Linked DNA regions of Homo sapiens: region 2 is linked to region 1. The links are chromatin contacts, found by Hi-C or POLR2A ChIA-PET in ENCODE. All regions are on one chromosome and are shown on one strand. The core of a region is the stretch at or near the end of the contact, and the rest is flanking DNA. Distances in the headings are between cores, read along the strand shown. Region 1 overlaps LOC105374942 (a long non-coding RNA gene). Region 2 overlaps DTNBP1 (dystrobrevin binding protein 1).

Region 1 (3,113 bases), core at 352-2,851:
AACCTTAATTACCTCTCTAACATCTGTATCTCCAAATACAGGGGGTTAACACTTCAACATATGAATTTTGGCACAATTCAGTTCCCAGTACTGTGCATCGGTCCAAGATTTCTGGAGAGATCTTTCACAGAAGGTTAAAAAGAATGCACGTGTTGATGGTGGTATTACCTTCCATAGTAAAACTTAGAAATAGGCAAATATTTCACAAAGCAGAAAGGAAAAAGCAGGTGAAGGCTCAGCGAACAAATGGGCTTAGGGGTACTCAAATGGTAGTAGGGTGGTGGGTTAATTGGTAACTGTTTTTAATTATTCATTTTTTATGTTGCTATAATACTGCTTTTGCGGCAATAATCATGCAAATACCTATGGGAAAGTTGATAAAGAGACTTAAACTTTTTCTCCCTTTGGAGTAAGTGAAAGCTAGCAAGTGCTCTGTCAGCATGTTTTAGTGTACTTCTGTGGGAAACAATCAGAAGGGGGACCAACAGGGCACTGAAAGTGGGGAGGGACCCCATTGCAGCAGGAGCATCAGCAAAAGCCCAGAAAAGGACAGCTTGGGAAAAACCTGTCCAACACCCCACTTTCCTGATTTAGCCTACTGTGGGCTCTGCTGTATAGCCTGTGATGACCCAAATCATTTTCCAGATTCTGCCTTCAGAACTGAGCTGAGTCCTTGTGTGATGCTGCTGCAGTGCCCCCAAACAGATGGGAAGGAAGCATAATTGAAGAAATAATCCTCTATGCTGGCCCCACTCCCCGCCCCCGATGGAACTCTCACTCCATTAGAGCAAACATTCCCAGAGGTATAAGATGATGAATAAGAGATTCTTTTGTCTGGTTTTGTTACTGCCCTCATAACTATTCTTTTAGTTTTTTTTTTTTTTTTTTTTAACCTGGAAGAATTGCCCTCAACTTATGTAATAGGTGCAATAGACCCTTGATTTAGATTGTAGGTCTTGAAGTGCTCAGGAGCCCTAAGCATGTGGCCCATACCCATTTTAGGACAGATTGTTACGGCGGAGAGCATGCTGTAAACTTCATTGGCAAAGCGGAGTCCAGCGCTACTATCTGGGCCAAATCTATTTATAGGATCAAGTCTCCAATCTCTCAAAACAACCAATTTCCCCTAATCTTTATGGTGAGCCTAAGTGCCGGCACAAGCCCCATAACCCCGAACCACTCAGACCTCCCCACAATGCTGTCCTCCCACCCCACTCTGTCACGCGGGGTCCTCTGGAGGTTAAAAGAATTTATTTTGAAATGAAATGGCAACTGGAAAAAGCTTTTATTTTCATATGGGAAAAACCTCATGAAACATTTTTCTCTTGATTAGTGTTCATAACAGCAGCCTGGAATGCTTTCTGCAACCAATTTGTAGATGTTCTTATAAAACAGATCTCTCTTCTTGATGTGATTTTTTTATCCCCCTGCACATTTGTTCTGCTTAAACCTTTCAGCACATTTGTTAACTTGAGTGACATCTAAAAAAATCACCACCCCATTAATGCGGACTCATCCAGTCCATGGGCTGTGCATCGCTCCTTTAATTGGGATGGCTTGGTTCCCTCCCAGATGTTCCCTCTCAGCAGATACCATTGTGTTTTGAAACTTTGGATAATTATAGCTCTGTAAACGTAGAGGAGATTTGTTGGCTCCAGCCAGCTCCTGCTCCTAATGTAACAGCTTCATTGTTCAGTAATCGCCCTATTCACAAAGCAAAGGGATCCGTGTCAGCAAAGACATCTATTCAAAGCACCTTCCCTGTGCTGGATAAACAGTGGCAGAAGCAGTCTACTGAGCGACAAAAACACTCACAGGGGACTAGGCCACAAGTTTGACCAGGGCTGCTTTTCGCTTCTCAAATGGGACCATTCTTCAGAAATGTCTTCACCTTTTCTTTTGCAACCAATCAGCCTGCAGGCAGAGTCTTTTGCTTTGCTGGTGAAATCCCCGCTAAATGCTAAAAAAAAAAATTTGTGGGAAAATTTTGTGGGAAACTCTCTGCAGCGTAGAAATGAGGCAAAGGGGCCGAGATGAGATGCCAACCAGTGGGGAGTGGTCCACACATGCTGTCACCAAGGAGGACAGGGGAAAGATAAATGTCCCTAAGCTGTCTTCTAGGAAAGATCCAGAACAATTTCTGGGAGTGCTGTGGGAGAGAGTCAACAGTGGCCACACAATGTAGGAAGAGGTAGAGAGGTTCTTTGATTCTTTTGAGAATGTTCGCTGGAGTTTAGACCCTGAGTTTTCTAGCCAGTGGGAGCCCAGTGAATATGAGAGCCCAGATTTCTCTGGCTCTTGCGTACACCCGCTAATGCAGGAGCACGCACTCTCGGAAAATTCCTCCGTCCTGTGCTGGTGTTTCTGAAACTCCCTGGGAAATCTACTTAGAGGGTAAAGAGCTTGAGCCAAGCATAACTGACTTGCACTTAGATTCACGGCGGACCTAAGAGCCTAGCGCTACCCTGTCATCATACTGAAGGCTCTCAGCAAACCACGCAGTCTACACATGCCACTTTGCGACTTCCTCATTTCTCCTAGATCTGGTCCTGACCCTGCGGGCATCAGGAGGGCAAGCCAGGATCTTGGGAGGGGGCAGAGATGAACAAGAGAAAAAGCAGGGAGATTTTAAAAATAATTGCCATAAGTGGTGTAAGTATAGAATATCCCGTGTGTGTATACCTATATAAATATATATTATATAGGTATACATAAATCATATGTGTATGTATATATACCTATATAATATATATTTACATGTGTATATGCATGCATATATGTATTAAAGGGATGACAGCTTTGGCATAAAGGTTGTTTAGAGGTGAGAATATTTAAAATCTTATCTGAACTTTCCTTATCTGACTAACACAGAGTCTTTCAAAAATACAGGCTGCTATTAACCCTGCTCTGAGGGGCTTTCCTGCGAATTCCAGGAAGTGGACAAATTGTCCCTTCCCATTGGCACAAAGAAAAACGCACTGCACCTTACACATTTTCCCATCGAATCCCTAAATTCCTGCTGCTCCCTTTTTTGTTATATTGGTACAATTCGAGCATCCTTAATCCAAAATCCAAACTGCTCTAAAACTCAGAAAGTTTTTGAGCACTGAGAG
Region 2 (3,097 bases), core at 178-2,677, 1.2 Mb after region 1:
TAGCTGCCATAGATAATGATTCCTTCAACGGATCTAGGTCAACTGAAAACCTCTGGAAAGGGTTAACTATTCCAGATGCCATTAAGAATGTTCATAATTAATGTGAGGAGGTCAAAATATCAAACATTAGCAAGAATTTTGAAGAAGTGGATTCCAACCCTCATGGATGACTCTGACAGGTTCAAGATTTCTGTGAAGGAAATAGCTACAGATGTGGTAGAAATAGCAAGAGAACTAGAATTAGAAGTGAAGCCTGAAGATACGATTGAATTACTGCAATCTCGTGATCCAACTTAAACAGATGAGGAGTTACTTCCTATGGATGAGCAAAGGAAGTGGTTTCTTGAGAAGAAACCTACTTCTGGTGAAGATGCTGTGAACATTTTTGAAATGACAAGAAAGGACATAGAATGTTATGTACACTGAGTTGATAAAGCAGCAGCAATGTTTGAGAGGATTGATTCCAATTTTTTAAGTAATTCTACTATGGGTGAAATGCTGTCAAACAGCAACGCATGCTGCAGAGAAATCTTTCCAGGAAGAAAGAGTCAATCGATGTAGCAAACTTCATTGTTATCTTATTTTAATTAAGATAATGCCACAGCCATCTTAACCTTCAGCAACCACCACCTGATAAGTCAGCAGCCATTACCATAGAGGCAAGACTCTCCACCATCAAAAAGATTACAACTCACTGAAGGCTGATGATCATCAGCAATAAAGTATTTTTAATTAAGGTATGTACATTGTGCTTTAAGACATAATGCTAGTGCACATTTAATAGACTACATACTGTATAAACATAATTTTTATATGCACTAGGAAAGCAAAAAAAAAATCATGTAACTAGCTTTACTGCAGAATGCAGTGGACTGGAACAGAATCCACAATATCTTTGAGGTATTGCTATCATATGTTTCCAACAATCACATTTCAACATATCTTGATAGAAAAATCACAATATTCATATACTTTTTGTATTATGTAGCTAAAAAGCAATGGGCTATTTAAAAATATAGAATACCCATTTCTTTATAGCTGCACAAGTAATAATACGAGTTAGTCAGAGCTGGCAGCCACTGACAGAGCACTTAGCTGGTGCCAAGCACTATTCCAAGCACTTTACTGATTCCCTAAAACCCTATAATGTACTGTACTATTATTATCCCCATTTCACACACGAGAAAACCACCTTCTAGGGTCACATGACCTGTACCCAAGCTGTCCAACCTCCTGCAAAAATTTCCTCTCAAAATTCTAGGCCTTCTTACCATGTTCCTTGAAACTCTTGTTGCATTATAAACATATTTCCATGCCTAACTTCTTCACAACAGAATGTCTCTCTAACTTTTCATTTAACAATGAAGACTAGCCTGACCATTTCTACCTCTGCTATCTTCCTCTTAAGGGAAGTTCCTCTTTTCCCACACCCACATATCAGTCTGGAAATGCCCTGGGTCACAAGGCTCACCCACTCATTCAAAAGTCCCTTCTCTAGGCCAGGCGTGATGGCTCACGCCTGTAATCCCAGCACTTTGGGAGGCTGAGGCGAGTGGATCATCAGAGGTCAGGGGTTTGAGACCAGCCTGGCCAACACGGTGAAACTCCATCTCTACTAAAAATAAAAAAAATTTGCTGGGCGTGGTGGTGTGAGCCTGTAATCCCAGCTACTCGGGAGACAGAAGAAACGCTTTAACCCAGGAGGCGGAGGTTGCAGTGAGCCGAGATCATGCCATTGCACTCCAGCCTGAGCAACAACAGTGAAACTCCATCTCAAAAAAAAAAAAAAAAAAAAAAAAAAAAATGCCCCTTTTTTGACACGGACCCCATTTTTTTTTTTTTTTTTTTTTTTTTTTGAGACGGAGTCTTGCTCTGTTGCCCAGGATGGAGTGCAGTGGCGCGATCTCGGCTCACTGCAAGCTGCGCCTCCCGGGTTCATGCCATTCTCCTGCCTCAGCCTCCCGAGTAGCTGGGACTACAGGCGCCCGCCACCACACCCGGCTAATTTTTTGTATTTTTAGTAGAGACAGGGTTTCACCGTGTTAGCCAGCACAGTATCGATCTCCTGACCACATGATCTGCCCGCCTTGGCCTCCCAAAATGCTAGGATTACAGGCGTGAGCCACTGCACCTGGCCAAGGACTCCATTCTTAATGCTGCCAAATGCCCTCCTACAATCTTTGTGGGACAAATGAAATGTACAGAAAGCACCTCTGGAAAATTCGCACACATACAACCTTTTGTGAACAATTTGATCCATGGCCTCCCTGGAGCTCTTCTGAAGCTCTTCCATTTACAGCCTGCACACAACCCAATCTCCCATCCCTGCCTGGCAGTCTCTCAAACTATGGTCCACAGGCCACCCATATCAGAATTACCTAGAATGCCTGTTTCAAACCATTCTAAATTTAAACCATTCTAGAGGCTTGTGGAATAAGGAGTCATTTCAACTTTCTCCACTGGAATTAACTTTAGAATGGACTCCCCAAGGATGAAGCCCAGGAATCCCCATTTTAAATACTCTCCCCAGGTGACTCTTATGGCTCATTAACATTTAGTGCCCATCTCTAAGGACACATGACCCTGATTGAGAACTTGTGTTCTAAAATACTCATTTCTATTCATTTCTGCCTCATCCCTTGGCCTCATTCTAGAAGATTTTAACATCAATACAATAATCCACCTCACCTATGTATTAGCTTCATTGGGGGTAGGGGGGTGGTGGTATATTAGTGACCAGCTCCTCCTGTCCATGATAGCAACCCACTCCTGTTATTGTCACATCCTAGATCCAGAACAGCTCCACTCATCAACACTCCTAACACCAAGAGTGTACTCTGCCCAACCTATCCATCTTTCTCTCCACCAAATCTGCTCTTGGGCCACAGCCAGACCCAATCCCATGACTTCCGCTTCCTCCCAACTAGCAAAGCCCGCCTCCAGCTTCAGTTCCAGAGGCGCCCAGCACAGATGACAGTCTGTCTCATGTCCTCTGAGACTGACTCCCCACGGACTTCAGAAATACCAACCCTGTACCTTCCTTCTCTGAGATGGCCACTGCAGGACTTGGGATGCCAGAGCTAGTCTAGCAGGCTGT

The links. Hi-C counts contacts between places; a loop is a spot of excess contacts on that map. ChIA-PET counts read pairs that join two places held with the same protein, here RNA polymerase II (POLR2A). Pooled maps may share reads with other maps.
Region 2: a pooled map of heart right ventricle shows a loop between it and region 1 (2.0-fold over the local background). The contact joins two enhancer-like sites. A Hi-C loop is called at or near these places in 1 of 168 maps with a recorded cell type or tissue (posterior vena cava) and 6 of 50 pooled maps. POLR2A ChIA-PET finds 5 or more read pairs at or near these places in 2 of 52 experiments (activated CD4-positive, alpha-beta memory T cell and activated T-cell).

What each region holds. Positions count from the first base shown.
Region 1 is chr6:14,439,983-14,443,095 of GRCh38, forward strand. The region is part of intron 2 of LOC105374942 (a long non-coding RNA gene); the gene reads right to left. The region is part of intron 1 of LOC101928331 (a long non-coding RNA gene); the gene reads left to right. Among named protein-coding and RNA genes, the nearest start is that of LINC01108, 160 kb to the left of the region's middle. RefSeq lists an enhancer at 1,434-2,132. Within about 2 kb of position 1,602, at least 6 of the 41 ENCODE cell types and tissues checked have a DNase peak (open chromatin) inside an H3K27ac peak, as active enhancers do.
Region 2 is chr6:15,611,529-15,614,625 of GRCh38, forward strand. All of the region lies in intron 6 of DTNBP1 (dystrobrevin binding protein 1), which reads right to left. Among named protein-coding and RNA genes, the nearest start is that of DTNBP1, 50 kb to the right of the region's middle. RefSeq lists enhancers at 1,331-1,440, 1,481-1,550. Within about 2 kb of position 1,428, at least 3 of the 41 ENCODE cell types and tissues checked have a DNase peak (open chromatin) inside an H3K27ac peak, as active enhancers do.